7 separate regions of the Mus musculus genome follow, and regions 2, 3, 4, 5, 6 and 7 are each linked to region 1. Evidence: chromatin loops called from intact Hi-C (ENCODE). Cell type or tissue: heart. All regions are shown on one strand. Links, peaks and the distances in the headings refer to the core of each region. The heading gives the core; the rest is flanking DNA. Region 1 holds the start of Gm52444 (a long non-coding RNA gene). Region 2 overlaps Zfp185 (zinc finger protein 185). Region 3 has its middle 10 kb from the start of Gm52443. Region 4 has its middle 11 kb from the start of Pnma3. Region 5 overlaps Atp2b3 (ATPase, Ca++ transporting, plasma membrane 3). Region 6 overlaps Atp2b3 (ATPase, Ca++ transporting, plasma membrane 3). Region 7 overlaps Haus7 (HAUS augmin-like complex, subunit 7).

The links. Peaks named below come from ENCODE experiments on the same cell type or tissue, not always from the same donor. Only the 100,000 strongest peaks of a DNase experiment are listed, where the experiment ranks them.
Region 2: a loop joins it to region 1, with 12 times the contacts of the local background. A loop is called at or near these places in 15 of 42 quality-filtered maps.
Region 3: a loop joins it to region 1, with 8 times the contacts of the local background. A loop is called at or near these places in 25 of 42 quality-filtered maps.
Region 4: a loop joins it to region 1, with 5 times the contacts of the local background. A loop is called at or near these places in 14 of 42 quality-filtered maps.
Region 5: a loop joins it to region 1, with 11 times the contacts of the local background. A loop is called at or near these places in 4 of 42 quality-filtered maps.
Region 6: it touches region 1 in a loop (9-fold over the local background); 29 of 42 quality-filtered maps call a loop at or near these places.
Region 7: a loop joins it to region 1, with 4 times the contacts of the local background. A loop is called at or near these places in 6 of 42 quality-filtered maps.

What each region holds. Positions count from the first base shown.
Region 1 is chrX:73,651,610-73,656,094 of GRCm38, forward strand. Gm52444 (a long non-coding RNA gene) reads right to left here and starts at 3,035. Exons shown (of 2, transcript XR_003953110.1): 1 at 1-3,035. It overlaps Pnck (pregnancy upregulated non-ubiquitously expressed CaM kinase), which reads right to left. Exons shown (of 12, transcript NM_001199352.1): 12 at 4,383-4,485. In heart, for the core only: CTCF peaks have their summits at 2,754 and 4,108 (motif pointing left); a DNase peak (open chromatin) is centred at 2,752; H3K27me3 peaks cover 1,500 bases.
Region 2 is chrX:73,005,831-73,010,315 of GRCm38, forward strand. All of the region lies in intron 12 of Zfp185 (zinc finger protein 185), which reads left to right. Among named protein-coding and RNA genes, the nearest start is that of Mir2137, 16 kb to the left of the region's middle. In heart, for the core only: a CTCF peak has its summit at 2,494 (motif pointing right); a DNase peak (open chromatin) is centred at 2,471; H3K4me3 peaks cover 715 bases; H3K27ac peaks cover 581 bases.
Region 3 is chrX:73,590,636-73,595,120 of GRCm38, forward strand. No RefSeq gene overlaps it. Among named protein-coding and RNA genes, the nearest start is that of Gm52443, 10 kb to the left of the region's middle. In heart, for the core only: a CTCF peak has its summit at 2,707 (motif pointing right); no DNase peak of the experiment used is centred there; H3K27me3 peaks cover 1,409 bases.
Region 4 is chrX:73,051,664-73,056,148 of GRCm38, forward strand. No RefSeq gene overlaps it. Among named protein-coding and RNA genes, the nearest start is that of Pnma3, 11 kb to the right of the region's middle. In heart, for the core only: a CTCF peak has its summit at 2,436 (motif pointing right); a DNase peak (open chromatin) is centred at 2,398; H3K4me3 peaks cover 308 bases.
Region 5 is chrX:73,541,009-73,545,493 of GRCm38, forward strand. It overlaps Atp2b3 (ATPase, Ca++ transporting, plasma membrane 3), which reads left to right. Exons shown (of 21, transcript NM_177236.4): 12 at 1,178-1,412; 13 at 4,055-4,234; 14 at 4,357-4,444. Among named protein-coding and RNA genes, the nearest start is that of Gm52443, 39 kb to the right of the region's middle. In heart, for the core only: a CTCF peak has its summit at 2,509 (motif pointing right); no DNase peak of the experiment used is centred there; H3K27me3 peaks cover 533 bases.
Region 6 is chrX:73,568,467-73,572,951 of GRCm38, forward strand. Atp2b3 (ATPase, Ca++ transporting, plasma membrane 3) reads left to right here. Exons shown (of 21, transcript NM_177236.4): 21 at 1,768-4,485. The coding sequence ends at 2,088. Among named protein-coding and RNA genes, the nearest start is that of Gm52443, 12 kb to the right of the region's middle. In heart, for the core only: a CTCF peak has its summit at 2,593 (motif pointing right); no DNase peak of the experiment used is centred there; H3K27me3 peaks cover 1,241 bases.
Region 7 is chrX:73,450,151-73,454,150 of GRCm38, forward strand. It overlaps Haus7 (HAUS augmin-like complex, subunit 7), which reads right to left. Exons shown (of 10, transcript NM_028633.3): 4 at 2,849-2,910. Among named protein-coding and RNA genes, the nearest start is that of Haus7, 6.9 kb to the right of the region's middle. In heart, for the core only: a CTCF peak has its summit at 2,014; no DNase peak of the experiment used is centred there.

The DNA.
Region 1 (4,485 bases), core at 300-4,299:
ATGAAATGCCCTTGAATGACGGGGGAGGCATGAGTGCTAATGAGTATGGGGTTTCCTTTTGTAGTAATTAGACAGTAGTGATTGTTGTGAAACTCATTGAACTGTACATGATATTGGGGCTGAGAGTGAAGCAATATCTTATGCATCCCAGGATAAGTTCTGGGATTATAGGCCTATGCCACCAAATTTTACATTTTAAATGGTCAATTTTGTACTGTGTGACTGAAGTCTATCTCAATAAAATGTAAGTTTTATTTCCAGAGTCTCAATGTATAGATCTGGTTGGCTCTCAGCTTTTTTGTAAAGATGTATTCAGTTTATGTATGAGTAGTTTGCACTCATTTATGTATGTGCACCACATACATGCCTAGGGCTCTAGGATGCCAGAAGAAGGAGTGTTAGATCCCCTGGAACTGGAGCTATTGATGGTTGTGGATCAGCTGTGGGTGCGAGAAATTGAGCCTGTATCCTCTGCTAGGGCAGCCAGTTCTCTTAACTGCTAAGCAATTTCTTCAGCCCCATAACAAATTTTAATCTTGGAAAAGGATTTTTTTTAACTAGTAGGAAAACATTAACAAAGCGTAGTAGTTGCTATATTAATATTGACAAAGTGGATTTTAAGACAAAGTTAATCCTAGTACTACATTTTTAATAAAGCATTGGACCAACCTGAAATGCAGAACTGAAAAGTACATAAAGCAGCATGCCAAAAAAAATTGTAAGAACAGTCTGGGAAGATGGCTCAGTGGTTAACAGCACTGACTGCTACTGCTCTTCCGGAGGACCCGGGATTAATTCTCAGTGCCCAAATGATGGCTAATAACCATCTATAATTCTAGTTCATGGGATCTTTTACCCTCTCCTGGCCTCTGAGAGCACCAGGTATACACATGGTGTACATATATGCATGCTGGCAAACATTCATACACATAAATTAATATTTTTTAAATATTTATAAAAGTTCTGCAAGGAGAATCTAGCAAAACGCACTTGGGCTTCTGCTCAAAGGATCATTCAAGGTAAGTAAGATACAGCTCCCTAGACAAGGGGAACTGTCAAAATCTCCTTAGATAGTGAGGGAGGACACCTGAGGGTGAGGTTTTAGTACTGACCAGAATGGCCAGATAGCGCTGAACATATTGAAAAGTACTTTTTTTAAAAGTACTTTTGTTGGGCTGGCAACTTTGTGAAACTTGCTCAATTTGCTCAGTTTGTGAAAGCACTAGCCATCGAAGTCTGACAACCTGAGTCTGATCCCCATACCACACATAAAGTTCTCACCTGAGGTTAGGAATGGAGATAGGAGGCCTGGATAAAGCTAGGCTTGGGTAGAGAATGTGCTTGCAATACACTCTTTGGACATATATGCCTGGCAGGAAGGAACTTGTGGCTGTGTTGCCAACTCAGTCACTGTCTGTCCAAGGGACCTTCATTCTTAGCTCTTTCCTGGGTTCTTGGCTACATTCTTGACTCACCCATGATCCACTCCTGTCAGCCCACCTTAACTGAATCCCACTTCAGGTAACCCTGTATCATGTGCCTTGTTCCTCTCGTATGAACCCAGAAGTGCCTATCTCCCAGTCACCATTCCTATTCCACTTCTGGGCCACTCTTCACCTTAAACTCTAGAGGGATGTTATAAGGTCCAGATCTTATCACTACCTCTACCACAATCAGACGATTTCCCAGGTTTCATTTAAGGGACATTAAATGAAGTCACAGAAGATGGTGACAGTTACACAAAATCATTTAACGTCAAAACTGAAATCTAGACTTCTCCTTGGAAACACTGATAAGAGGGGGCTAGAGAGAACTCTCCTTTTCTTCAGTTACCCAATCCTTATGTCCCAAGCAAGGCCTCTTCCTCACCCAGAGGCAGGCAGGATGATTGAGGGTGAGAGAATGATTTTTACATTCTCACTCTGCCACGAGTTGAGCGTCTCTGAAAGCCCTGCCACTCACATTTGTAGAAGTCCTGTTTGGTCAACATCTGGTGAGGCAATGTTCTCTTGTGACACACACAAGAGGTACTCCCTGAGTCCCTGCCTGTCCCCGAAAGACTGGACTCTGCTCCTGATTTACAGCACCTGACTTTTTTTAAAAAATGAATTTGCCTTTATTTTACGCGCATTGGTGTTTTGCCCGCATGGATGTCTATGTGAGAGTATCAGATCTTGGAGTTACAGACCGTTGTGAGCTGCCATGTGAGTGCTGGAATTTGAACCTTGGTCCTCTGGAAGAGCAGTGAGTACCCTTAACACTGAGCAATCTCTTCAGCCTCGTCACCTGACTTTTACAGCCAGCTCTCTCCCCAAACTGAGCGAGAATGTTGCTTTTGGAGAACACGTCAGTGGCACCTTTGCCCGCAGGCTGTCCCTCTCCAGGTTTTGGTGTGGCTCCCTCCTCTGTTGACCAGCAATACAATGCTGTCTCAGTACCCTGCCTTCCAGTAACACGCAGAGGAGACAGTCAGTCTCTCTGCTAGGTGATCCAAAGCCCTACTCTCTCAAACTGCCCTCTTACAATGGGAAGATCTGGGAAGGATAGAAGACACACTACCTCTGTATGACGCAGGGTTGTCCCTGGCACTTCACTCCAAAATACTCAGGATGGACCTCTCTCCCCAGCTAAAACTTATCTAGGGTAAGATTTGGGGGCCCAGTGGGCAAGGAATGGATTTGAGCCGCCGCCTCAGGTACTGAAGGATTAAGAAGTGACTCACAGATGCCTAAACATGTGTCTGTGGCATCACCTGCTGGCGGTGAGGCCGTACTGCACCCTGTGTCAAGGCCGATCTGTGTCAAGGGCTCAGAAGTGACCTGGCCCTATGCTTAGTCTGAAGGAGCTGGTGATTTAGACTGAGTGATGAGTCTTTCTGGAAAGCTGGCTCTGATGCTCATATTTAAGGCTACCAGAGAATCTAGGAGAATTATTTCCTGTTCATATTGTCCCCATAAAACTACCCACATCGGGCTGGTGAGATGGCTCAGTGGGTAAGAGCACCCGACTGCTCTTCCAAAGGTCCGAAGTTCAAATCCCAGCAACCACATGGTGGCTCACAACCACCCGTAATGAGATCTGATGCCCTCTTCTGGAGTGTCTGAAGACAGCTACAGTGTACTTACATATAATAAATAAATAAATCTTAAAAAAAAAAAAAAAAAAACTACCCACATCAAGCCGGGCGTGGTGGCACACATCTTTAATCCCAGCACTTGGGAGGCAGAGGCAGGCGGATTTTTGAGTTCGAGGCCAGCCTGGTCTACAGAGTGAGTTCCAGGACAGCCAGGGCTATACAGAGAAACCCTGTCTCGAAAAAAAAAAAAAAAAAACCTACCCACATCACCCACTAAGAGCCTCCCCCTGCTGAGTAGAAGTTCAATCAGTACTGCTTCAACAAAATAAGAATGGATAGGTGTCCTATGTGACTGAAGGAAAAGATGACGTACATAGGGCATCCAAAAAGAGACTGGAAAAGGTGACAAAAGACAACGAGGTCCAAGAACAGGTCACTGAAGGTGAGTAAGTCAAGATGCTGAGCCCATTTTTTGGTACCAAGTGTCTAAGGTTTCCCTCCAGTGACCCTATAGGGTCAGGACACTGGGCAAACATGTCAGGATACATGGTCCAAAGCCTGAAGCACAGAATGGCCTGAGGTGACCATGAGGACAGAGGAGGAAGCTGTCCACTTGCTTCTAGACCACCTGGCTCCAATCCTGAAACCCAGAGTAGTCTCTGGCCCAGAAACCCAGGCCAGCACTCTCTTGGGTCTCAGTGCCTCCCTTTGAATCCAAAAATTTGACAAAATGACACTTCTCACACACACAGCCCAATCAGGCTCTGTCATCCACCTCACACACTAGAAGCTAGAGCAAGAGAGAAAGAGGAAGGAAAGCCTCCATTAAACTCTGGCTGAGACCTACCCCTGACTGAGCCCAGCAAGACAGGCTTCTGGAATTCTGGCCTACTGGTGGCAAATAGGGTCACTAGAAGTAGCAGTGGAGGAAAATATCCCGAACTCTGGTCACTTTCAAGACCTTTCCAGCCCAAGATGGGGACTCAGGAGCAGATTGCTGTTGCTGAATTATGCCTCCTGCCATTGCCCCCTGCTGGCAGCCCAGTAGACCTTGCTGGTGTCCATTTTCTCTCAGGCCCAGAGCAACCAGCCAGGCAGCCTCTTGCTGGCAGCACTCTGACAGTCAGAATCAGGAAGTACTTGAATAATCCAGAGTGCCTATGCCATGATCGAAGCGAGGAGAGGTACAAGAAGCAGAGCACAAGACCCAGTGCAGACCCACTGGCAGTGGACTTGCTTCCTTCATATCCTTCCTTGAGGTGACCCACAACCCCATGCTCATCCCACACCCAGTTCAGCACCAGAGCATGGTTCTGTTTGTCTTTATTGGTTAGGAAAAGGAGGAACTAAAGGGCCACAACACAAGCAGGACCACCCACAGTCAGCAAAGCACAGAACAGCCACACAAT
Region 2 (4,485 bases), core at 202-4,201, 650 kb before region 1:
AGCTGGTTCTCCCAGCAGCAGGTTCATTTTCTCACTAATCTACCTAGTTGCAGCGGGTGCCTGGAGACAGATAAAGTAGGCCCCACCTCGGTAATCTCTGTTTTGAAGAGGTCTGGGAAAGGCCATTAGGCCAGGGACTCGGTTCTTTGAGTTGCTACTAATGTAACTTTTTGCTATCTTTGCAGGCATCAGAAAGATCTTTCCCAAATAAACCACAATGTGTTTATCCCCCTCTTTCAACTTCTCAATGGCTCTCTACTTCCTTGAAATTAAGCCGAAACCCCTGTCTCTAGCTCCTATAGTTCTGCATGGCAGTGGGGACTCCCTATCCAGCCTTTTCTTTCTCCTGTACCACAGTGCTGCAAACTGTTTCAGAGTGCTATTGGCTATTGTAGAAGACATCTGATCTAGTCTGGCTCTGGTGGCTTTCTTTTGGACTGTTCATTGGCATCATCCTTCCATTTGTTTTACATGAAGCTAAACCTTAAACTCATTTGCAAAATAACATGAAGTATCTTTCTAGATTTGTAGGATTTAGTGCAGTCTGTTACAGTTATCTCACTTATACTAGTTTGAAGTTTGATTTTGTATGTATATGTGGGTGTACATGTGTATGCATGTCTGTGTGTATGTTCACATGGGTATGCTCCTGTGTGTGTGTGTGTGTGTGTTTATGTGTGTCTGTGTGTTTGTGTATGCGCATGTGTGTCAAGACCAGAGATCAACTTCTAGTGTCATTCCTTAGGCACCATACATCGTGTTTTGTGAGACAGGATCTCTTATCAGGACCTAGGATTTAACATGTTCCAAAGCATAGAGTAGTTGAAGACTAATGAGTGAGGAGACTGGATCAGGGCCGTGTTCCATATAATGAAATTTTATCAGGTTTTAATCCAAAGAAGAACGGCTGTGGTTTATAGACTTAAAGATGAATAGGTATTTGAATTTTAACACCACACTACAGTCACCTTTTACATTAAATCATATGCTGGGAGGTGGTGTGGAAAATGGATCTGTAAGCTACAGGCCTTGTTATGCACCTTTTTTTTTCTTTTAAATTTTACTAACGATTAGAACTGAGGAAAATAATAGCTGATGATAGCTACAGTATGTTGTTTTTATGTACTTTACAGTTGCCTCAATAACCCTGTGAGATGGGTAAATGGGGAAACAAACAGGTTAAGTGATTTATCCAAAACCATACCCGTGGTAGCTGAGAGCTAATGAACAGCCTCAAGGAGAAACCTTCTGAGAAACTTGAGCAAGCTAGTTGATGAAATGTGTTTGAAGGCTAATGTCTCCTTCCAGCTGGTGTACTTAATCTGGTGTTATTCCCCAAGCCAAGAAAGATTTCTGATTGTGCAATTTGATAGAGGAGAAAACTTGGGTCCACACATGTGATGAGCAAATAGGAATAAACTCTAAATCTGCCCTACTGCAGAGCTCAGGCCCAGATAGTAACATTGCTCTAATATTTACCCGTTTGAAAAATCAAAGCAAACATTTCTGATGACACTGTTTAATAACTGGCTATGTTTGGATTGTTTTTTTTCCCATTTAAATTAAAAAAATTATATGTATAAGTGTTTTGCCTGCACATGTATGTTTTTGCACACCACCCATTTGCCACGTCAGTGGTGGCCAGTAGAGAGAGGACAGTGGATCCTCGGAGACTAGAGTTAGAGATTGTTTCTAGCTGTATGTGGGTGCTTGTAATAAAACTTAAGATTTCTAAAGAGTACACACTGCTCTTAACTGCTGAACCATCTTTCTAGCCCTTCATCTGGGGAAATATTAATAACAAGAGTTCTTGAGATTTTTGTTTAATTTCCTGAAGGTATGTCTCCAGCGTTTTTCTTAAGCATTTCAATTTCCTCTCTTCTCCAGTATACACTGGAGATGGCAGCTCTCAATCAGAGGTTTGTCCTGCCCACCCCTACCCTCTTGCGTCATACAGTAGTAACCGAAGATTTTTTGGGTTGCCACAACCGAGGGTGGCTTCTAAAGGCTAAAAATCATGGATGCTGCTAAACGACCTATAGTGACAGGTGATATTAGTGCCTCATTCTCAACACACACAGTATTATTATCCAGACAAAAACGTTAATATTAATATTGACAAGCCTTGCTCTAGCAACTTATGTTCACTTGGGGGAACACACACACACTGAGGAGTGTGTCAGCATAGATCTAGTCAGACTGCCGCAGACAGGCACCACGAATACGGACGCATGCACCCGTGACTGCAGCAGATTTCTGTTGCGCAGGCAGATTTGGATCGCTCCTGCGGGGGGGGGGCGGGGAGGGAAGGGGGGAGGGGGCGCATGCGCATGAGTAAGCTAGCCAGCTCCAGGGTAAGAATACACCTACTCGCGCGGCCATTTCCTGCAGCCGCTAGCTCAGGCTGAGGTGCCCGCTATGAAAGGAGAGTACAAAATGGCTGCTCCAGAGACCAGCTTCTAAGGGGCTCCTCCTGAGGCAGTGCTAGCTCCAGCCACGAGATGGCGCTGGAGGATCACAAATGGTCCCTGTTGCGCCAGTGCACTCCCGTTACCCATCCCCCTACTAGTAATGTCAGAGGGCGGTTGACTACAGTAGCCTACTTAGGAGTGACCAAACCCAAGGATAGTCCCCTTTCCTTTGATAAACAGTGGTTGATGGGCTTGAGGACAGACCCAGGTGACAAAGTTAATGTAAATGTCAGAAGCCTTAGGAGCTTTACCCAGTGTTCATTTGATTGTGCAAAGTGGACTAAATGCAGGGATTCTTGAGCTTGAATTTAAGCCCAAGGTAACTTTATGGGACCCTTGGATCACTCAGCTCTTACATGAACAATAATGGAAATAGTTTCCACCATAGACAGTTCAAAGAGTTAAATGGGTTTACATATGTAAAGCATGCAGGACACTGAGGAGTGTGTACAAAATATTATCAAATGCTACATTTATTCTTTATTTTATTTTATTTTATTTTACTTTTAATTTATTTTTTACACTCCATGTTCCATTCCCTGCTCCCCCCATCCACCCTCCAACTGCTCCATATCCCATACCTCCTCCCCACCCCACTCTGTCTCCACGTGGATGTCTCTACCCCACCCCACCTGAGCTCTAAACTCCCTGGGGCCTCCAGTCTCTTGAGGGTTAGGTGCATCATCTCTGAATGAACACAGACCTGGAAGTTCTCTGCTGTATGTGTGTTGGGGGCCTCATATCAGCTGGTGTATGTTGCCTGTTTGGTGGTCCAGTGTCTGAGAGATCTTGGAGGTCCAGATTAATTGAGACTTGCTGGTCCTCCTACAGGATCGCTCTTCTCCTCAGCTTCTTTCAGCCTTCCCTAATTCAACAACAGGGGACAGCTGCTTCTGTCCATTGGTTGGGTGCAAATATCTGCATCTGACTCAGCTGCTTGTTGGGTCCTTCGGAGGGCAGTCATGATAGGTCCCTTTTTGTGAGTGCTCCATAGCCTCAGTAATCAAATGCTACCTTTATAAAACCTTCAAGATAGATAAAGTTCTGCCAATTTTTTTTTTTGTTGTTTATTCAGTCATTTGATAGCACACCGTCTTACCTTTTTCCTTCAAAGTTTTGGTATCACATGTTAAATCTAAGACTTAGATTGTTTTCTTCTTTGTTGTGTTGCAAGTGTGGATTTTTTCTAGTTTGTATTTGACACACGAAGGTGAGTGTTAGACATGTACTCAGTGCTGGCAACTGTGGTCAGGCAGCAGATTACATTGCGTAGAAAGTGGCATTGTCTTCTTGTGCAGTATGTAGTTAGGTCAAAAATTGGCAGTGGTTGCCTTAAGCTACCAGAGTCTGTGAAGGCTTCAGAGAATTCAACAGATATCACATCCTATGGGCCTCCTTCTCTCTCCCCACTCCAGTTTAGCAGTAGCTGAGGCCGAGTGGCAAGAAATTAAGATACTCCCTTCAGGATGTTATAGTGCACAGAAAGGCATCCTGTGAGGGTTTGACCAATATCTTTTTCATGACCTATAAAGGTTACAGCTGAAACTGCAGTTGCCCTGCTTCAAGGCCCAGGGTTTCCCCATATTGCCCTGCCTCCGAGCGGCTCTTTCTGAAGAACCTTGCCTCTGTTTACTCAGCACTACTTCCTGGCAGAGCTGGAACCAGCAGAGGAGTTTAGTATCCTCTTACCTGAGGCTGAAAACTTCAATTAGTTTTACAACCTAGTCCCTGAAAAGCATGGCCATCGCACATTCTTTTTGTTCTGCCAGCTTAGAGCCTCCCAGGGATGGTAGTCACTGATAATGGGTTTTTATTCTGTCCTTACCTCAGGAGTTCCCAGAGCACTGCAGGGAGGTTCTAAGATGATAAAATAAAGAGACAGGAGTAGTGATGAGAGATGAGTGCAACACCTTCTACTGTCTTTCCTGTGGCCCCCACCTTTGAGAGGACATTGCAGACAAACTGAGGAAGACATACCCTCCTCGATGGCCTCAGATGTAGCTCGAGCTGTTTA
Region 3 (4,485 bases), core at 247-4,246, 61 kb before region 1:
CCCATTCATCTCCTGTCCCTTTATTTTCATCCTTCATCCTTGCAATCTCACCCACAAAAAAATTAAATTAAAAAATTTTTAAATCTCATGGAGGAAGCTGTAGTGTGTCACTGTGTGTCACACAGTATCCCCTTTTGTCCACATATCTCCACTTGCAATGAGGAATTGGTCCGGTTTGAGGCCTCTGGCTTTTGCTACACTATCAATACTGGAACCTCACTGGGACTCCTTTCAGACATCCTGTTGTTGTCCTATGTCATGGAGATCCTGCAGTTTTGGATCTGTAGGACCAGCCCTTTCACATGCTGCAGCAGTTCATAGATGGGGTAGATGGTGGGGTAGACCAACTCAAAGTTTTGGATCTGGACCTGGGTAGTAGCTGAGTTGGAACACTTACTCTGTAGACCAGGCTGGCCTTGAACTCAGAAATCTGCCTGCCTCTGCCTCTGCCTCCCAAGTGCTGGGATTAAAGGCATGCGCCACCACTGCCCAGTCCTCTCCTACTTTCAATACCTTGGAGCAAGTTCTTCCACCTGCTGCAGGCAGCAAGGGGGTGGGAGGGCATCTCTCGATTGCCCATGCCCTCACTTGGCAGACTAGTGTCACAGCCAGTTCCTCCCAAGCTCATGCCCTCAGGCTCACTCATCAGTGCACCACAGTGCTGTGATGCTGCCTCCCCCCCCCCCCCAGCACCCACACACCCCACCCTCCTCCATCACACTAAGGCCAGCTCTACTCTGCTGCCCCGGCATGGAGCAGGGAGTGCTGCAGCCAGTGTGGGGTAGAAACAGCTCTACAAGCCTTTGAACATCAAAATGATCCCAGGCAGCACGGCCTTTACTGGTAACATAAGCCATGGACATCAATACAGGCCCCTGCTGCTACATAGCCACTGACCCAGACATGGTCCTCAGTGACAATATGGAACAGAACTTCACCATGGCCTCAGGTGGAGGGGCAGGCCACTCACACCAGGCTGTTCCTCGTCACCCTTTGGGCTCCTATTCTGCCTCTCTTCATGGTGCTACAAACCATTTGGTTCTCTTTCTCTCCCAGCTCTCTATTACACACTTGCATAGTGACTCTGGCAGCAGTGGACGGGTTATTATCTTGTCTTTGTCTTTCAAAGCAGGGTTTCTCTGTGTAGCCCTCACTGTCCTGGAACTTAGTTTGTAATCAGGCATGCACCACCACACACAGCCATGGATTCATTTTTTTAAAGGAAGAGTTCAGTGGGGACCCCTATGGCAGTTCTAGCCTTAGAAGGAAGTTATTTTGAATGAGGACCAGACACAAACTTCAGCAGCACTATGTGAAGTCCCAGGACAATAATCTCTGGAACCTGATTTGTACATTGTTCTGTAAAATATCAGTACTAGTCAGGCATGGTGGTACACATCTTTAATCCCAGCACTAGGGAGGCAAAGAGGCCAGTCTAGACTACATAGTGAGTTCTAGAACATCCAGGACTAACTGTGTCAAAACAAGAACAACAAAAAGATATCACTACTGGGAGAAACTGGCCAAAGGGTACATAGCTGCCTGCACTATCTTCATATCATTCTATGTCGTATAATTTAAAAACAAAAAGTTAACCAAAAATATGTTGGACGAACCATGTTACATCTGGGGGAGGCCCAAAGAGCTCATGCAGGTAGGTGTTGGCACACAGCCATAGGATCAGGATTTCCACTTTCTTGGTACACAGTGCTCCCTGACCTATAGCAAACAACCCAGGAGATCACTTCCCCTCCTCACGGCAACTGAGTGAGCTAAGGAGACAGTGCCTGAGACAGGCTGCAGGAAAGAGAACTTTGACATGTATTTTGAAGAGAAGTTAGTGTTTCCCCTGGGGTTATCACCATCCTTGGGGTCTAGTAGCCATGATTTCCACCCAGCAGATGAGTTCTCCTTTCTTTCATCCTCCTTCACTACGTCTTGTCCTCTTTCAACCCCCTAACCCTACTGATTAAGGGCATCAAGCTCCTTGGGGAAAATTTGAGCTTCATCATCAGGATATCTCATTTCTTCTTTGTGCACAACTACTTAATAGCAACCACCAGCAATCAACAACAACCCGCCCTCCCTCTCTGGGCCCTGGCATTTACATACCCTTGGAAAAGTCCCCAGAGTTTCAAATGGCACACATTTTTCAGAAACTCTCTGCAGGTGGCAAAACTACACCCCTGCCAGAGCACAAGGCAAATCACAGTCAGCTGCTGTGGACAGTCTGAAGCATCTCTTTATCCCACACCTGGGGTTAAACAAAAGCACATTCCCATAATATTTCTATATTTTTTAAAGAAAACAAAATTCGAGCCGGGCGTGGTGGCGCACGCCTTTAATCACAACACTCGGGAGGCAGAGGCAGGCGGATTTCTGAGTTGGAGGCCAGCCTGGTCTACAGAGTGAGTTCCAGGACAGCCAGGGCTACACAGAGAAACCCTGTCTCGAAAAGCCAAAAAAAAAAAAAAAAGAAAAAGAAAAAGAAAGAAAGAAAGAAAGAAAGGAAGAAAGAAAGAAAGAAAGAAAGAAACCAAAATTCTCACTATGCAAGTTGTGGCTTCTCCTTCCACCCAACATCAAGAAGATGAAGATCCTAGTCTGGTTCTCCATATGATTTATTTTCAAAGACCCCCTAGGGAATTCCAGTGAGCTCTAGCTGCTGGGGTAGTTTGTTCCCCTATCTCTGGCCTGTATGTTAGTTTCATCCTGTCACTAGGGGGCAGAGTTGTCTAGACCCAAAGTCACCCAGCTGCGTGTGCACACGTGTGGTGGGGCACCCTAGGCACAGGCGGTTAGAGTGTTGACTCATAGGAATGCTCTCTTCCTCTACCCCCAACGCCTCAGGAAATCACAAGCAGCACCTGGCCTGAAAGCGCTAAAAGGGTCCTCGTGCTGGAAATAGAAGAGAAACCTGTTCAGAAGAGTTCAGGTAGTGAGGAATGTCCCCAGTGACCCCTAATACATTTCCCCTTGACTGTCTGAAAAGGGGATCAGATTGTCCTCTGGAGATATGTATGAACTCAGAAATGGCCTTGGAGGTTGGAGGCAGTACTTCAGTGCTCTTTGGAGAAAAAGGAAAGCATGCCACTTGTCTCCCTACTCAGGCCCAATACTCTCAGTGCCATCTCTCCAAAATTGAAATGCATCGCAAAGTACACAAGTAGTGAATAAATGGGCTCAGGTCCCAGAAATTGGCTGCCCTTTCTAAGGGGTAATGGGAATATCCTCTCTGCCTCCTGTTGCCATGGTTTCCTCTCAGCCATCAGGCAGCCTGTTGTGTGGAAGTGATGGCCCTGGGTGCAGCTGAGAGCTACCAAAAAGAGACCGGGGGTAGCAAATGGTCTTAGATCCAACCAAGATTCAGAGAGGAAATGGGAGCCCACACATACTCTTGAGCTCATAGATCAAAGGAAGAGAGGCAGGCTAAAGCCAACAAATGCAGAAACAGAACATGCTGTTGGTTTGACCATTGAACATGTTTTTCAGAACTCTGGGACCCATCTTCTCTTCTGGCCAGAGAAGCCTAGCAGAAGGCTGTCTTCCAGAAAAGTCCCAAGCTAGCTGAATACGATATATTCAGAAGAGCTAGAAATTTGCAAATAGGTCTGAGCTTAGCCTGCTGCAGCTTCCCTGTTGGACCCAGAGCAGCAGGCCCTCCCCCTGACACCCTCCTAGGAAAGCAAAGCAAGGTGTTGCCATCTAAAGGACTTCTCAACCCAGTGCTTTCTGTCCACTCTTATCTGTTCCCACCCCACCTCCTAGCCTCCCCTTGCTCATTGGAAATGTCTCCTAGAGTCAGAAGGCCACAAGTCAATACAGCTATTTTGAAAGAAGAGGGCCAGCTATCCTTTCAAGGAGGGGGGTGGGCCGCTCTGGGATCTGTCCTGCCTGGAACTGAGGAGAGTGAAGAGAGACCCCCCACGGTGGAAGCTAGGCTCCAGGCTGGCCACCAGAGCTCAGGAGTGAAGGGGGGAGTTACACCTGGGCCCGCAGCCCTCCAGCACTTCCGGACGTTCTGCCGGCCATTCCAGACCTTTCCTGTTGGTGCAGTTCACCGGAGTTTGTTTATGCCGCTCACTGTGTATTCTGCACCTCCCCCCACTCCCGCCCATTAACTTTTCTGGTCTTTTTCAGTGTTAAAATTCAGCCCAGACTCAAATCCCCTGTAAGCCTTCCCCCTCCCCACATCCTCGGAGCTGGAAAGGACTGGAATGGAGAGGGAGGTGGCCTGACCTCCCATCTCTGCTCCTCCCCACCCCCTCCTTAGCTGGGGAAGGCAAGGCTCTTTTTAAGCCAAAGTTGAGGGTTGAGGTGAGGAGTGGTATCTTTGTCTGCCCCCTCCTTTGGAACCCTTCTTTAGGTCTCACCAGTGCCTGTAGCCCAGTGCCCTCTCCAAACAAGGATTCGTACCCCTCCCCGGCCCCTCTCAGGCTCTAGACCCATACAAAAGCAGAAAAGAGCTGGGGTAAGGATGTCTGC
Region 4 (4,485 bases), core at 316-4,315, 600 kb before region 1:
GATGGTGGTGGGTGTTTTGGGGGTGTTTGTTGAGACAGGGTTTATTTGTGTAGTCTTCCTTGACTGTCCTGGAATTCACTCCAGGCTGTAGACCAGGCTGTCCTGGAAGTCAGAGATCAGCATGCCTCTGCCTTCCAAGTGCTGGGATTAAAGGTGTGTGCCAACCCTGACTACCTTAGTTAAGGTTTTACTGCTGTGAACAGATACCATGAGCAAGGCAACTCTTATAAGGACAACAGTTAATTGGGGCTGGCTTACGAGTTCAGAGGTTCAGTCCATTATCAAGACAAGAACATGGCAGCATGCAGGTGCTGGAGAGATAGCTGAGAGTTCTATATCTGGATCCATAGGCAGCAGCAAGAGAATGAGACACTGGGTCTGGCTTGAGCACTTGAAATCCCAAAGCCCAGCCTCAGGTAATAAATACACTCTCTCCAGTAATGCCAACCCCAATGAGAGGCATTTTCATTCAGCACAACACATTCTATTCTCTGGCCCTATAGATTGGTAGCTGCCTTCTTAGTTCATTTCTTATGTAAAGCAAAACAAACAAACAAACAAACACACACAGGGTTTACTTGTTTCTAGAGCGGCTAGGTTTCCTGCTGAGAAAGACACAGGCCCAGTTTCCCTTGCTGGCAGACCTTATGCTGAAAGAGATCAACTCATAAAACAGCTTTCGAACTAACTTTTTACTTCTCCTTCATTTTAAAGGAAACTGCTTTGCAGTGACTGCTCTTAGTAGTCAACCACCTATGCCTTGTGGTAGATAATTGGACAGGGAAAAAACATGTTTAAAGTTTATGTAAGTTCTGAAAAAAATGCTGTAAGGTGTATAAATACAAGTTATATGGATCCGAGAATGTGAACACTTTCTAAGCTGTGTGGGTCTACTGAAAGACCCACAATCTGAGGACTCCCCCACGTTCTGACTCAGGAGATGTGACACCCCAAAATCACCCACAAGAAACGGTCTTGCTGCAAACTGCAAGAGGATTTTTATTCAAGAGCGCTCTCAGCCCCACAGTCATACACCACGCAGGGGTAGAGGACCGTGGCGCCCTGAGTAGCTGGGGTATTTAAAGGCAGAAACCACAACTCAAGGAAGTGGGGAGGGCGTTGTTGGAAAAAAATACCAAAGATACCAGTTAAGAGTCACAAGGAAGTGCAAAGTCACAAGTGTCACAAGGAATACCTGGTATTTGTTCAGGTTATCTCTCAAGACAGTTTCTAAGAGCCCCTAACAATAGCACATTCTTTGAATGAACACTCTTTGAACCCAGGAAGCAGGTGGGTGGAGGAATGTGGCTATCTGTTTTATGATTAGCATACCTTGGAGCACTGAGTCACAGAGGTCACATTCCCAAGCCTGGGCCTAAAGGCCTAGAATTTTGTTTTTACGTTTTACTTTTTCACTACAAAGTGTTTAAGATGTGTAAATGCAGGTTATAAAGTGAAAGGGGGTGACAAGGTATGTAAAAATGTTTCATATTTCTTTCCCTCTCTGTGCTATTGTTATACTGAGATTCCAAAAAGTCACAAGCTCGAGATTTTAAATTTTCTTTGGTTGTTTTCTAAGTATAGGTTTAAAAGTGCTGGCAGTGGTGGCGCACACCTTTAATCCTAGTACTTGGGAGGCAGAGGCAGGTGGATTTCTGAGTTCGAGGCCAGCCTTGTCTACAGAGTGAGTTCCAGGACAGGCAGGACTACACAGAGAAACCCTGTCTCGAAAAACAACAACAAAAGTGCTCCTCTTAAAATTCATGTGAAGCTCCTATCAGCTGGAAGTTGTAGAAAATGACTATGCTGCCCTTTACTATCAGATGCTAAGCACTAGGCACTGGTGGGCAATGGCAGCGTCTGCTTGCATCCTCTTTTTCATATACCACCTGTTTCATAAAAAATAAGATATCAAAGGGAAGTCAGAAGATATGCATATAAACCCCATCATCGACATTGTTTTCATAGCTTTCTAGTTTGTTTCTCTTTTTTTCTTTTTGCACTTTATAGTGTTTGTGTACATGATCTCATTGGAAATACACACTTTAAGATGTAAAAGGGGACGGGGATGGGGGGTGGGGGGAGTAGACCAGTTTTTTCAAATTCCGGAGACATAAGAAACAGAAACAGAACATATATATCTGTTTGTGTGTTCTGTGTGTTGACTCCATAGCAGACTAATCAAGCGTTTAAAGCCTAAATTTTAGTGATCTACAAGCCTGTGATGAGCGCAGGCGCATGAATATACCAGGGGCAGTCGCTAGCAGAGCCGGAGACTAAGTAAGAGTACGCTTGCGCAAGCAGCCATTTCCTGCAGCCTTGAGCTCAAGTCGCACTGACCCCAGGGAAAAGCGACAGTACAAACCGTGAAATGGCTGCTAATGAGACTGGCATCTGCCGAACCTTTCCTGAGGCAATGTCCGGGCTGACCGCTAGATGGTGGTAGATGACCACAAATGGTCCTGGCTGGCCCAGCGAGCTCCTGCTGCCCATCCCCCACTCCCATTTCTCCTATCTCAGGAGGTGGTTAGCTATGGTGGAGGACTCCAGGGTTTCTTCACATGGGCAGTCTGCTGAAGCAACTGCATTACTTGTCCTGATCTCAAAAAGACAGCCCTTCTTTTTTCCATCCCCCACTAATGAGTTCAGCTCAGCCACGCCCCAGCTCTGTTGTGGGAGTTCAGTTCCCTGTGCATTTAATAAGCAGGGGGTGGAGTGTGGTTGGGGGATTGGGAATGAGGTCAGGGTGTGTGTGTGTGTGTGTGTGTGGTGTGTGTGTGTGTGTGTGTGTGTGTGTGTGTGTGTGAGAGAGAGAGAGAGAGAGAGAGAGAGAGAGATTAGGCCTAGCTGTGGAGCCACATTTTGTCTAGTCCCAGTGGTCATGGAGCCTCTATTTGTTTAAATGTAAAAACAGAAGTGGAAGAGCAAATTTGTCAGAGCCAGGGCTTTTTTTTTCCTACCTGTTTTTTTTTCCTTTGACAGTTATATACCCAGGCAGTATATTGTAAACTGTTATAATATTCACTTCCCATTAGACTATGCTAGCCCTCCTTCCCTCTCTCTGAACTCCTTCCCACCTGGTCCTGACAGTTCCTCCACTCATTTTTTTAAAAACAATCTCTCTCTCTCTCTCCCCTCCCCCCTCTCTCTCTCACACACACACACACACTGCATTGCTATACACAACCTTCCATCACACTCTGCTATTACTCTTCCCTTCTCTCCAAACTCCTTCCTCCCATCAAGTCCCAGCAGTGGCTGCCCCTATTAGAGAAAAAAAAACTTCCTTCACTAACAACTATTGCCAATAGCTCCTGAGGAAATAATGAGGCCACATGGGCATCTCCCCTGTCCACGGTGGAAAGTTGGAAGGCCCAGTCATGTGCAGGTATCCATAGTCTAGCTTTTAAGTCCTTACCTGTCTTCTGTTATGTTCCTTAGGCCTGGAGAACAGATAAGAAGCTGAGCATGCTCCAGTCACTTACTCTCAGTACATTGGGCAGTTATGCATATCTGTATTAGCCATCATTCCCTACAAAAAGGAGGAAACACCCTCATTGCTCTCTATTGATCATATTACTGGATGGTGCTATGTGAGCTGCCAGTGGAGAAAAGGCACCAGGGAAGTTATCCAGTGGCAGATCATGTCTGCTAGAACCCTGACCAGTCAGACAAGATGTGACTCATGGTATGATAGTGAAACAGTTATTTGTGCATAATAAACCACTCTGTGATAGGATTTCAGGTTTATTCCATGGGTGTGTTGTGCAATGGAGATACACAATGTTTTGTGTGTCAACTTGACACAGCTGGAGTTATCACAGAGAAAGGAGCTTCAGTTGAGGAAATGCCTCCATGAGATCCAGCTGTAAGGCATTTTCTCAATTAGGGATCTAGCAGGGAGGTCCCCTTGTAGGTGGTGCCATCTCTGGGCTGGTAGTCTTGGTTCTCTAAGAGAGCAGGCTGAACAAGCCAGGTGAAGCAAGCCAGTAAGTAACATCCCTCCATGGCCTCTGCATCAGCTCCTGCTCCCTGCCCTGCTTGAGTTCCAGTCCTGACTTCCTTTGGTGATGAACAGCATTGTGGAAGTGTAAGCTGAATAAACCCTCTCCTCCCCAAATTGCTTCTTGGTCATGATGCTTTGTGCAAAAATACAAACCCTGACTAAGACACACACCTATAGCTTTTGCATAATCTGCTGCAACTGATCAATTGAAAACTCTGATCCTGTTATATCAAGTAAACTTGCCCCTTTATATCTTAGCCTCATCCACCATTGTCTCCTCCCCACAGGAAGCAGACAATGAGAAACTATGTCACACCCTTCATCTTAATCTCTCCTCGGTGTCTGGAATGAAGGGTAATAATCTGAAATCCCCAGATGGACTGAAAAGTCTAATATTCTGAGTTTAAGACAGATAAGAGGACTGCTGGGGCAGGTGAGGGAGCCATCTTGGGTCCTGGGTCCCTCAGAGACCAGTCTGC
Region 5 (4,485 bases), core at 259-4,258, 110 kb before region 1:
AGTCTGTTCTCTCCCTTTACCATGTGGGTCCTCAGGATTGAACTCAGGTCATCGGGCAGGAACCAAGCACCTTGATCCTCTGAGACATTTCCTCAGTCCCCATTTGGTTTGCTTTTTGAAGCCGACTCTCCACTATGTAGCTCAGGCTAGCTTGGAACTCCCAGGTTCTCCTGCCTTAGCTTCTTTTTTAAAAAATATTATTTATTTAATATATATGAATACATTGTAGCTGTCTTCAGAAACACCAGAAGAGGACATCAGACCCCATTACAGATGGTTGTGAGCCACCATGTGGTTGCTGGGAATTGAACTCAGGACCTCTGGAAGAGCAGTCAGTGCTCTTAACCACTGAGCCAGCTCTACAGCCCCTGCGTTAGCTTCTTAAGTGCAGGAACAACAGCCATGTGCAACCATAAAGTGGGGTTTCTTTCACATACATTCCATTCCTTGGACCTAAAGAGACTGTAGGAAAGCTACAGTAAGCCTCAGGCTGCCATCTCTTGCCTGGGTCCCTTAGCCTGAGTGTTCACAGGTTGCTGTAACAAATGGCCATAAACCTGATGGCTTAAGATAATGTAAATCTTAGATGGATGAGACAACTGAATTGGTAGTGTTTTTGCCCAGAAGCCATGTAAAAATCTTGTAATTCCAACCCTGGTAAACCAGAGCAGAGATAGGTCGTTCCTTGAGGCTCTCTGCCCAGCTAGCCTACCCTACTTGGCAAGCTCTAGGTCAGGGAGAGACTGTCTCAGAAACAAAACAAACAAATAACAACTAAGAACAATAATCTAGTTCATTCTGGCTTTTACACAAATACACACACACACACACCATAAATTTATTACCTCAAATTCCTGGTGGCCAGAAACCTAAAGTCAAGGTGTGGTCTAAGTTGTGTGCTCTCTCTTAGGGTGGGAAGAGGGGATCTTTGTTTGCCTCTCCCAAGTTCTGCTGCTAGTATGCAGCTGCATCCCCCCAGTTTCTCAACTGTGATCACATGGTCTTCTCCCCTGTCTGCGCACCTCTGCATCCTGTTTTTTGTATGTGTGTTTGTTGGTTGGTTGGTTTTTTAATAATATCATTGGCTAAGGTCCCATCCTAATCCAGTATGACTGGCACTGTTTCCTTTTGTTCACTCCCTGCCCCTACCTACCCCACTACCCCTGCCCTGCCCCAGGTGTACAAACATCTTAAACAGCAATGGTGAACTCCGAGGATTTCGTCCTCGGGACCGGGATGATATGGTGAAGAAGATCATTGAGCCTATGGCTTGTGATGGCCTCCGCACCATCTGCATTGCCTACAGGGACTTCTCTGCTATCCAGGAGCCTGATTGGGACAATGAGAATGAGGTGGTTGGTGACCTTACCTGCATAGCTGTTGTGGGCATCGAGGACCCTGTGCGACCTGAGGTAGCTGCCCTCTTTCTGGAAGCTGCTGTAGTAACTATTCCCCAGGTTCAAGGTTGTCCAGTAGGTAGCAGGGTAGCTTTTTCCACACTGGATCTGCACACCGTAGGCTTGGAACACAAACACACATGGCAAGAGCCTCTTTCTCCCACCTTCCTAGATCTTACACCTCTTTCTGTCCTATTTATAGATAAAGCAGCATGGAAAACAGAGACTTGGAGTCTCTCAAGGCCATGGGCGCTTCCTTAGTGCTTTTGATCCCCTTGCCAAGCTCTCTTGTCCTTGACCTATGGGAATTCTGTGGAACCTATGGAAGTTTGCAGCTGTGATAGAGGCAAAATGGGGGGGGGGGGGAGTAGATCTCAAGGATCATGTGGCTGAAGCAAACACAAAATCAAAAGGGATGTCTGTGGTGGCCTTGACATTGGGAAGTCCCTAAAGCCTTTGACTTGAGCACTTTTTGTGTGATGGTTATATTTGTTGGTCTTTAAAGATGGGAGATCCTCAAGAAAATAGTGTGAAAGGGCCCTCTATCTTCCCAGCCCTGTCTGTTGGTATCCACCTCATGTTAGACTACTTGATCCTGCCCTTTAGCCTGAGCTTTGGCTCTGACAGGGGATGAGAAAGAAGCTGTGCATAAAGGATCACAAAGCAAAGACACTCAGTTCTAAAACAAATACTCCCTGAATGTAAAGAGTAGACATGGGTCACTCTCAGCAGAACACCCCTGTACTCAGTTGGGGATGGACTGGGCTGGCAGCAGAGTGAGCCCTGGAGCCAGCTGTGCAGTGATATTTTTGAAGATTTTCACCTCAGAAAATGTGAAACACAGATACATGTTGAGAAAGATATAACGAGGACCCAACCTCAGTGAGTACCTTGGGGAGTTCAGGGTAGAAACTCAGGACACGAAGAGCCTATTTCAGCGGTCCAAGGGAAAAGGTCAGTTCCTCTGTGGCTTAACGTGCTTGAGAGGGAGTTCCGCCATAAAGTTACTGGGGAGACCTGACATCAAGTCCTGATTCTGAGGCAAGCACAAGGGAAACCTCCATGGGTCTTAGTCAAATTTGCTGGGCTCTGGAAAGTACAGGATAGCCACCAGAGGGAGACAGAGAACTATGTCCACAGAAAGTCCAGCAGATGGACTGGAGTGGACCTGGGAACTTCTACAGGCCTCTACTCCCTGCTGTGATATGGGGGGCTTGATAAGATAGGGAATGGGTCACAATAGACAAGGAGGGAACAGGCTGCTCTACAAAGGAGGGTATCCTTTGGAGGAAGTGTTCCTACCACCTGGCTAGGGGACTAAGAGCTTAGAGACTGCATATGTGGGTAGGCCTTGGAGTAGTGGCTGCACCTGGATTCTGGGGTGAACCTTTGCCAAGCTCCTAGCTCTTAGGCTCATTATGGTCACTTGGCAGCAGCAGAGAAGAAGGCTTCCAGCCACTTTGGGAAATGAAGCTGAAGAGCTGCCTCATTCTCCTGATTGACAGGAAGTTCTCTTTACTGAAGGTCTTATGCAGCACCTTAAGACCTTAAGAGAACAGGATGTGTTCTTGAGATTTAGTATAAGGAGACACCACACACACACACACACACACACACACACACACACACACACACACACGGGGGTGGGGGTGGGGAGGGTGAACTATCACAGCTAGACTTTGCTCAAGGCCTGTCCTTCCCTATCACTTGACAGTTCTGCCTTTGATTATTGGATCACTGTCAAAGCCTTAAGTAGAGACTCCTCTGCTCTTGCTCACCACCCTCTATTTGCTTACTGGCTATCCCCAAACTGCTCTGTCCATCTGTGCCCACCCTACCTTCTCTAGTCTCCATAGGCCAGGGGAATAGGCTAGATCTAGATACCTCCTACATTCTTTCCTCCTCAGGTTCGAAGGGAACTCACTAAAGAATTCACAGACCTAGGCCTTGCCTCATTCAATTCTTCAAACTCTGAACTGGCCCTCCTCCCCACCTATGCTATTCCATCTTGCCTGTTTTGTCCCTTCTGCATCCCCAGGGCCTGAAGAGCCACACATATCATGTTTGGAAACTGCCCTTTCCATCTGTCCACTACTGGAATGATGTTAAAACCCCTAGGCTGGTCTCATGGCTTCCCACCCTGTTGGCTTGTTTTGTGCTTTGTGCTTGGAAGTTCTCTTTCTTTCTCCTTAGTTCTAGAATGCTATACTATTTGAAAAAGAAATGCATGCATTGTAACCCCAAGTAATGTTCCACATCCTCTAGTGAATAGATTGTGTAAAATCTACAGCTGAGACAAAGATTAATTCCTGAGGAAAATAGTTGAGTTCTATATCAAAAAAAAAAAACAAAAACAAAAACAAACTAGACAAGAGAGGGAAACATTCATAGCTAGGTCTATATATCTGCTCATTTCTGTGGCCAGGCACAGTGAAGGAGATGGCAGGAGACAGTTGGCTAGTGGGCTGGGGAGAGTACCTGCCCACTGTAGACCATCCTCGGAACTCCTTCACACCACACTCCACGAACCCTGAACTGGAACCATAGGGTTCACTGTACTGATAGATTTGCTGGGACTTGGGATCCTGAAGATCTGTTCCAAACACAAAATATGGGATTGTCTTGCCAGCCCCACCCATCACTCTTATATCTCCCAGGTCCCTGAAGCCATTCGAAAATGCCAGCGTGCTGGCATCACAGTCCGTATGGTGACTGGAGACAACATCAACACTGCCCGGGCTATTGCAGCTAAGTGTGGCATCATCCAGCCAGGAGAGGACTTCCTGTGCCTGGAGGGGAAGGAATTCAACAGAAGAATTCGAAATGAGAAAGGCGAGGTAGCTCCCTGCATCTCTGTCCTGAGCTTCTGCTTTCCCCATCCCTCTGCTAGCTTCCTAGTCATCCCAGCCACAGTGCCTGTCTGCAGTCTAGACTCTGATGTCTCTCTTATTTCCTCCAGATTGAACAGGAGCGGCTGGACAAAGTGTGGCCCAAGCTGCGGGTGCTTGCCCGGTCATCTCCCACTGATAAACATACTCTGGTTAAAGGTAACCAACTTTGTTCACCCTCTTCAACATGTGGCTATATC
Region 6 (4,485 bases), core at 277-4,276, 83 kb before region 1:
CTCTGCTGCAACTGCACAACCTACCCTTGTAACATGACAGCAGCCACAGACAGTACACAGATGACTGGGCATGGCAGCTTGCCAATAAACTTTATTTACAAAACCAGAAGAGGTCCAGGGTTCATTCACCTTTTGGCCAGAGTTTATAAATACATTACTGAAACCATGAAAACCAAACCCTAGCTCCTTGAAATAACTTAGAAGTGATAAAGTGGCCACTGCCTCACACAGGGAGGAACTAACTGGACCCAGTTGTCCTCCTGGAGAATTGGTAGTCCTTCTACACTACCAGAAGGCCGTCATGGCTAGCTTTGTGTTTCTAGGGACAGTTGATATGGGCAGCTGTGCTGGTACTGGCCTGTGTAAAATCTAGCAGAAGCCTATTCATTGACCTCTGGTTTTAAAAGCACAAAGGAATCCAGCATGTGGGGCCAGGGAGAGATCAGAGAGGCAGCTTCTCTGTGGCTTGAAAAGATGAGACTGGAGTGTGTGAGTGAACATGGGAAATCCAGAGGAGGGACAGGCTGATTCTCAGGCAAGTTCTAAAGGCACTGCCCTGCAGGAGGTGCAGGTGGCTGAAGGGAATGTGAGTTTGGCTCAGGGCACATGACCATAGTGGTGGGAAGGTCCAAGTATTATGGGAAGCACTTCCTTGGAAAATATAATACTGATGTGAATTGAAAACAAGAGTGGGGTAGATAAGGAACATGTGGACAAGCTGTCTGAATAGAAGCTCAAAGAAGAGGAAGAGGGTAGAGGTGCTTTGGAGGAGAGCAGACAGAAGGCTAGATTGCAAAGGGCTGCTGAGGCCACCAAGTATCTAATGAGACCAAATCAGACACATGTAGCTGTGATACAGAGCTGGCAGAAGACTATGAAGATAACTGGTAGACCAAGACAGCTGAGTAAGAATAGGCTTGGTACACGCAAACCCGTGTGGCCATTTTCAGTCTTGGCCTCCAGGTTAGGGCCAGTGGGCTCTTAGACCCAGAGCTCTGAAAAAGAGACAGTGTTATAATACCTACATAGCTTTCTAGCACTATACAGAGTTGTGGGCAGAGAGGAAGAATAAGAGGGACAGGACAGAGCTGGGACATTCCAAGACAAAGAAGCAGTACAGGAAGTGATTTCAGAGCCTCTGGTAAAGTAAAAGAATGCCAGGCAGGAACAGTGTTAGGGAGGCTTGAGACGTTTTCAGAAATGGGAATGTGTATGTATGTATATGTATATGTATATGTATATGTATATGTATATGTATATGTATATGTATATGTATGGATATGGATATGTACCACAAGTGTGTGGTATGCCCCTGAAAGAAAGACTAAGATGTAGGTGCAGAAATGGCCACCAGAACATTCTTTGGAGAATCTCAGTATATTTATCTTTTACCAAATTGCAATTCATATAGAGGAAATACCTCAGGTGCCACGTAAGCCAGTCCTGTTCTCAGAGCAAGAACCAGGAAGGGAACAGGCATAAGCCCATTGTTCCAGGATAGCTACCCAAATCAGGGATGTTTTCAACATGAAAGCCCAGACCTGTAAACTCTTAGCACAGTCCATCAAAGCCATCTCACTCCCTACAAGTCCCCCAGCGTGTAAATATTCATCAGGCAGTGTGCCAGCCGCTGATGTGGGCACAACTTTCCAGCACCAGCTAGCCATTGACTGTCTCCTCTCCTTTCTTCTCCCTCCCTTCTCCTCTCCCTTTTCCTCTTCCCTTCCCCCATGTGGGCTCTGCTCTGTCCCTCCCCCTCCACTTCAGATCCGGGTGGTGAAAGCATTCCGTAGCTCGCTTTATGAAGGCCTGGAGAAACCAGAATCCAAGAGTTGCATCCATAACTTCATGGCAACACCCGAGTTTTTGATCAATGACTACACCCACAATATCCCGCTCATCGATGACACAGATGTGGATGAGAACGAAGAGCGCCTGAGGGCCCCACCTCCCCCACCCCCTAACCAGAACAACAACGCCATAGACAGCGGCATCTACCTGACCACGCATGCCACCAAGTCAGCTACCTCTTCAGCATTCTCTTCCAGGCCCGGGAGCCCACTCCACAGCATGGAGACATCCCTCTAACCGAAACTTTTCTCAGCACATGTACACACACACACACACACACACACACACACACACACACACACAATCACACACGCAGTCACACATGCACCCAGAGGGGAACCTGTACACCTGCCAAAGAGGGAAATGACTAACATGGCTAAAGACTTTACTTATGTGGTATTTTCAGGAAGCCAATTGAATTCAATAAGGACACAGTCTACTAGGCTTCTTACTAAGTTCCCATGAGGTGGGGGAAGGAGAAAGAAGGAAAGGGGAGGGAGGGAGGGAGGGAGGTTCTTCGCCCAATGTGAAGGAAAAAGGGAGCATGAGACAAGATGCGCTTCCCACCATTTTTCTACTGATGCTTCTGTTTTTAATGAACACTAGTTCTACCATGTGTTCACCATTTGGGCTGTGCAATGCGGTAGGGGCTACCAGAGCCTATTTGGAGCTTTGCTATACCCATATCAAAAGAAAAAGAAAAAAAGTATACCAAAACCAAGAAGGAGTTCATTGCGCAGATCGGCCACCAGAGGGAGCCACCTGTAAAGGTACCTTCTACTGCAAAGCACACAAGACCCATCTGCAGACCGCATGTGTGCGTGTGTCTATATGTATGTGTCTATATGCATATACATATATGTGACAAAATCCATATTTAAAGAATAAGGAACTATTTATTGGCATGATATTTCTATTCTTCTCACCAGGCATTTCCCTTTTGAGGTTTCATTTTTGAATGTAGCAAGGCTCTTTTCAGGGAACAAGACTGCAAGAACATCCTCTTGGTACTGTACTTCCCTCCTCAGCCCCTGACCCGAGGATCTCCATACCTGACCCTGCCGAGATTCCAGAAGAGGCAGTCTGGGGAGTGTTGTGTAAAGCCTTGCACTTAGAACCTTTGCGCTTTGAGACCTCTACCCGTAGAGGAGAAGGACTTTTCAACGGCATTTTTATTTAAAAGGAAAATACCAAAGTATTGATGACAGTGGTCCCCTCCAGTGTGCAGCAAGGCAAGTTTTGATTTTGGCTTCCTTCCACTTCATTTCCAACACCTTCATTTTTGGCTGGCAGCTTTCTGTTTTCATACTCCAAGTTTAAAAACATGATGAACCCTAGGAAGAGCTGTGATGGAGCAGAGACAGATGCTAGGAAAGGACGGTCCAGGTTTATTCCTCTGCACTTGTACTGTGTGCTTTGGCAAAGGGCAGCAAGTCCTCACTGGATGTCCTCATTGTCTGCGAAGGCGTGGGTGTGTCTGCGAGGGCGTGTCTGCAAGGTCGTGGGTGTGTCACCCACCAAAGCATGCTTCCAGCCCAGGTCTTCTTGCCCGCAGGACAAATCCAACCCAGAAGGCATAACTATAGAAACAGAACATTGCCATTGTTCTTTTCTGGCCTCTTCTGGGCCTGTGAGGACTGAGCACGGGGTCAGTCAGCCGGCCTTGGGTCCACCTAGACAGGTAAGACTAGAAAAGCCAGGTCTGGGAATCCTGAGATATTGTCTTCCAGGAGCCTGTCCCAGCAGTGTGGGCACCCATTGTGCCAAGCCTGCTTTCCTAGAAAGAGTGATAGCCTGAGAGAAGGCAGAGGAAAGAGGTCTAATGTCTGCTGCCCCTCCAGGGAAGCCCAGGCTGATGACTCCTTCCTAGTGGAAAGCTGACTCTCCTCTATGCTCCTAGGTCCTGAATCTGGACACCCACTGTAACGGAGGTGAAATAGGTAGCATCCTGCCCTTGAGGTTTCTTCACCTTCTGAACTTATGGATGTCACACTTTTCAGGAAGATGTCTAGAATATCACACTACTCTTAAATATGCCTGTCACTTGAGCTCAAGGTTTGTCTGCCAGGAGACAGGTGTGAATTGAGAGAGAGACAGGAGCTGTGTTTGTCCCACTCCCCCCCCCCCCACTCACACACACCACTAAAAGTTTGTCTCAGCTTTCTGGCATCCACAGAAAGTCAAATGGAAACTTGCTATGTTCCCACTGGTCACACCAATGCCATGTCACCCCTAAGCAGGAGTAGTCACATCTCGGGAAAAAGAATTTTGGTTACCAGAAAACTCCACTTTAAAATGCCAGCTACAGATCACATAAAGCCATCCCTTTTTTCTAAAGGGCATATTGAGAATGTTTCCCATTTGTAAATTGTTCCCTGATGTCCTTGTTTAAACCACCACAGCAAAAGGGCAACTTGGTTTGCTGAGGGTCTTTGTGTTCTTCAATAAGTAATCAAAATGTGGAGTATTGTGACTGAAGCAGGTCAGCTGTGTCCAGCTATGCTCATGGGCTTCTTGTCATCCTCTGTTGTAGACATACACATAGAGCAAATGGCCACTATGTATTAAAAAGCCAACCCCTGATGATGCTGTGTAAAGTTGCCTGATGTCAGTGTCAATTGTGTGATATCCAGG
Region 7 (4,000 bases), core at 1-4,000, 200 kb before region 1:
TCTCCTCTCTACTCTCCAGCAAAGGGCAAGACTAATAATCACACTCTGGAAAGGTCTAGAGATATGATAAGGTATAAGTCTTTGTGAACTCATTCTCCAGATATTTCTAGAGAGTGACTGTTGAGTGTCGTCCCTGCCTATACCTTACTACATCAACAAATCCAGTGGGTCCGGCTGAATCTAGCCACTACTCCAATTTCCCCACTACCACTGCCATTCGAGATATCTCCTTACATGCCTCGACACTGCTGTAACCTGCCAACAGGTCTCTCACAGTCCACTCCACACATTAGCCACAGCCATCACTGTCAGACTAAATAGAAATCCATGTCCCTCAGCTCCAAGCTCCCAATATACCCCCCTGTATGTGCTAAAGCCTCCTCTAGCCTACAAAGGCCATCAATCACATCTACCCACTCTGCTCTATTCATTTTCCTTGTTTCCAGTCTACTCTGCCCTAACCAGTCTGCTGACAGGTTTCTGAACGCATCAAGCACAGTACAAGGTCTCTTGTACTTGCTGTTCTCCTAGATGTTCTTTGTTGTTGGTTTTTTTTTTCACTTGGCTATAGTGTTTTTTGTTTGTTTAACTTTAATTCACTGTGTTAAATTCTGTTAACTTAAATTAAATGTTAAAAATTTTAAATGTATAGTGCAGTGATTGTTAGAATAGTCAGGGAGCCAGGAGGTCATTATCATAGTCAATTTTTAAAAATTTATTTATGTTATGTGTCTGTTTTCCTATATGGATATCAGTGTACCACATGAGTGAAGTACCCAAGGAGGCCAAAAAAAAGCCACTCTATCCCTTGGAACTGGAGTTATAAGTGGTTGTGAGCCACCATATAGGTGCTAGGAATCTGACCCACTCCTCTGGAAGAGTAGCAAGTTCTCTTAACCACTGAATCATCTTTCAAGTCTCCTAGCCACATTTTAGAAACATCTCTAACACCCCCAAAACAAACTCTAAACCCACTGACAGTCATACAGTCATTTCTTATTTACCTCTGCCTGAGCCCCTAGCAATCACTATACTCCTATCTTTCTTTATGGACTCACCTCTTCAGAACAGTCCACACACAAGGAATCTTACAATATGTGACAATTTATTATGACCTTATACTACATTTTAATATCTGCTTTTCACTTAGCATAACATCCTCAAACATCATCTATGTTGTCACATGTGGCAGCAACGTCTTCTTTCTTGAAAATTACCTCATCAGTTAATGGGTATCTATGAACATTCACAATGAATTCTGTACATCTGTATTAACTGTCTTCCACAGTAGCCGTATTATTTGTGTCCCTACTGGAATATATGAGGGTTCCTACGTCTCCCCATCCTTGTCATCCTGTGCTATTTTTCCTTCTAACTCTAGATATCATGGCATGAGTGGAACACGCCTATGCAGTTTAAATTTTCATTGGTCTTTTGATCAGTGATAAAAAGTGTCTTTCCAGGAACCTCTTGATAGTTTTTCCTTTCTGCCTTATAGTTACTTAATCCGTCGTGCAAGTGGGCTGTAGCTGGAGGATAGAAAAGGACAGCTCTGGGAAAGTGAAAAGCTTAGAGAATGGCAGAGAGGCTGGGCAGTGGTGGCGCACGCCTTTGATCCCAGCACTTGGGAGGCAGAGGCAGGCAGATTTCTGAGTTTGAGGCCAGCCTGGTCTACAAAGTGAGTTCCAGGACAGCCAGGGCTACACAGAGAAACCCTGTCTCGAAAAACCAAACCAGAGGAGGGGGGAGGAGAGAAAGAGAGAGAGAGAGAGAAAAAGAGAGAGAGAGGAGGAGAGGAGAGGAGAGGAGAGGAGAGGAGAGGAGAGGAGAGGAGAGGAGAGGAGAGGAGAGGAGAGGAGAGGAGAGGAGAGGAGAGGGAGAATGGCAGAGAGGAAAGAGATGAAGAAAATAACTCCAAAAATCAGTTTTGGAAGTCTGGACCAGCCCTGACTGTGCGTGCATATGACTGATTACTAAGCCAGGTGTGAAGCCAGGCTCAACCACTGGGTGGCGCATGCAGGATAGATGGGAAGAAGATGAGCTGACAGTGGAAGCTCAGGAGAGAGAGGAGGGGTGGTCCTGGCTGCATAAACTAAAGCAAACCTAGAGCTTGCTGGAATATATGGATCTTAACTTTCCATGAAATTTAACAAAATCCAAGTAACAGTCAACATGAGCAGGACAAAACCACAATCATCCAACATATGAAAAACCACAAAGACCTCAACTTGCACAAGAAAAGATGCTCATTAGATGCCAATACAGGGATTATAGAAAGGCAAATGAACTGACAGCTTCAAGTAATCATTAGAAAAGCGCTTGAAAGAGCAATTCTGAACAAGAAACAGAAAGCACAAAGTATCAGCAAAGAACCATGTAACAACTTCCAACCAGAAAACAAGAGAAGCATAGCCCATTGGATACACACTTGGGAGATAAAGTTATCCTAATCTATGTTGGCTTACTAAGGTAACAAACATTCCTACAGTGAGGGAGGCTGACATGGGGCCAGTGGCAGGAAGGAGATGGGAATTCTTTGTTCTTGCTGCTGACAAGCTCTGTGAACCAGCTCTGCTTAAAAGCAAACCCTATCTAGAGAGAGACTAAACAGCATAATGAAATACAACCCCACCAAAAATGGTTCATTCATTAGCTGTCCCAATTGTTTGTCTCCCTGAAAGATTTCTTGCAATGCTTAACCTGGGGATGCCTAGAGAAGCAGTCTTGCCAGCCACATGGGCTCTGGAGCTCCCATTCTCTCACCAGTCCAGGACAGAAAAAACAAAAACAAAAACAAAAAACCCAACATGTGCATCCTCTGCAGAGACAGAAGAGGTTCCTTTCTTACCATTAGAAGATCCTGGTCATCTGGTGCACAAAACATCAGCTCATGGCCTAGCTTCAACATCTCTGTTAGAACACAAAAACCTTATCACTGTAGACCCACCCAAACAGAGGAGGATACAAGACATCCCAGCACTTAGAACATATAGGATACTGAGGCTTTTTTCCCCATAGCAGGGGTGGGGGCACAAAAGACCAGATGAGCCAAATGTCTCTCATGCCCATTCTCCTGTCATGCCATCTTGAAGGTGAGTGAGTCTAGGCTATATTTTACAGATATGGAGTCTGAAGCCCCCTCGAGGAATAGGGAATACCTCGCCATATCTTCTGCAGTATCTAGCACATTTTTACATGGCCATCTAGTATATAAACAAAGGTTAGAGAGCTTTGGACCAGCATCAGTGTTAGAGCAGTACCTTCACCCCATCTCAGGCCAGGCTATGCCTCAGCAGGAGCAGAGCAGTACAAACCTATATAGGACATGCTGGAAAAGACCCACTGGAAGTAGTGTCAGACCATCTGTGTAACAATTCTGGGGCCCTGGGAATACTCTTCAGATGCCAATACGCCTCCAAGCCAGCCTGCTTCAATCACAGCACTTAAACCCTCTGATCCTTCTGATCTCCTCTCAACAAATCAAGTAGAGCACACCTTTTAACCTATTCATTCCCCAATATCTTGCCTCAGTTACTGTAAGAGCTGCTGCCTGGGTGTTCATATTTTCACTACAGTATCCATCCCCAGGGAGCCTGATGAACCTAATGGAGGGCAAAGCCTTCTTTGGAAGAAAAGCCAATAACCCTCTATGACCTATAAGGACCTATCCCTATCCCCCCCACTGATTTCCGATACCTCATTATCCTCTCTACCCAGCCATCTTTGTTCCTTACTCTTCCTCAAAGCTGCCAAGCATAGCCCACTTGAGTCCTTGTACATTGGCTGTTCCCTTGCAGAGCTCAGTTCTACCCTTCTTGCCATCTTCTGTCAATAAAATCACCTTTATTCCAACCCTCTGTATCACCTTTCCCTTAACTGGTAGCTTGCAGCCTTCCTTCTTCATCATCTCTGCTTCCCATCATCTAACATATAAGTTCCATGAGGGTGGCACGGTTCACTGCTGTACCCTAGCACATCAAACACTGCCTCACATGTCAAT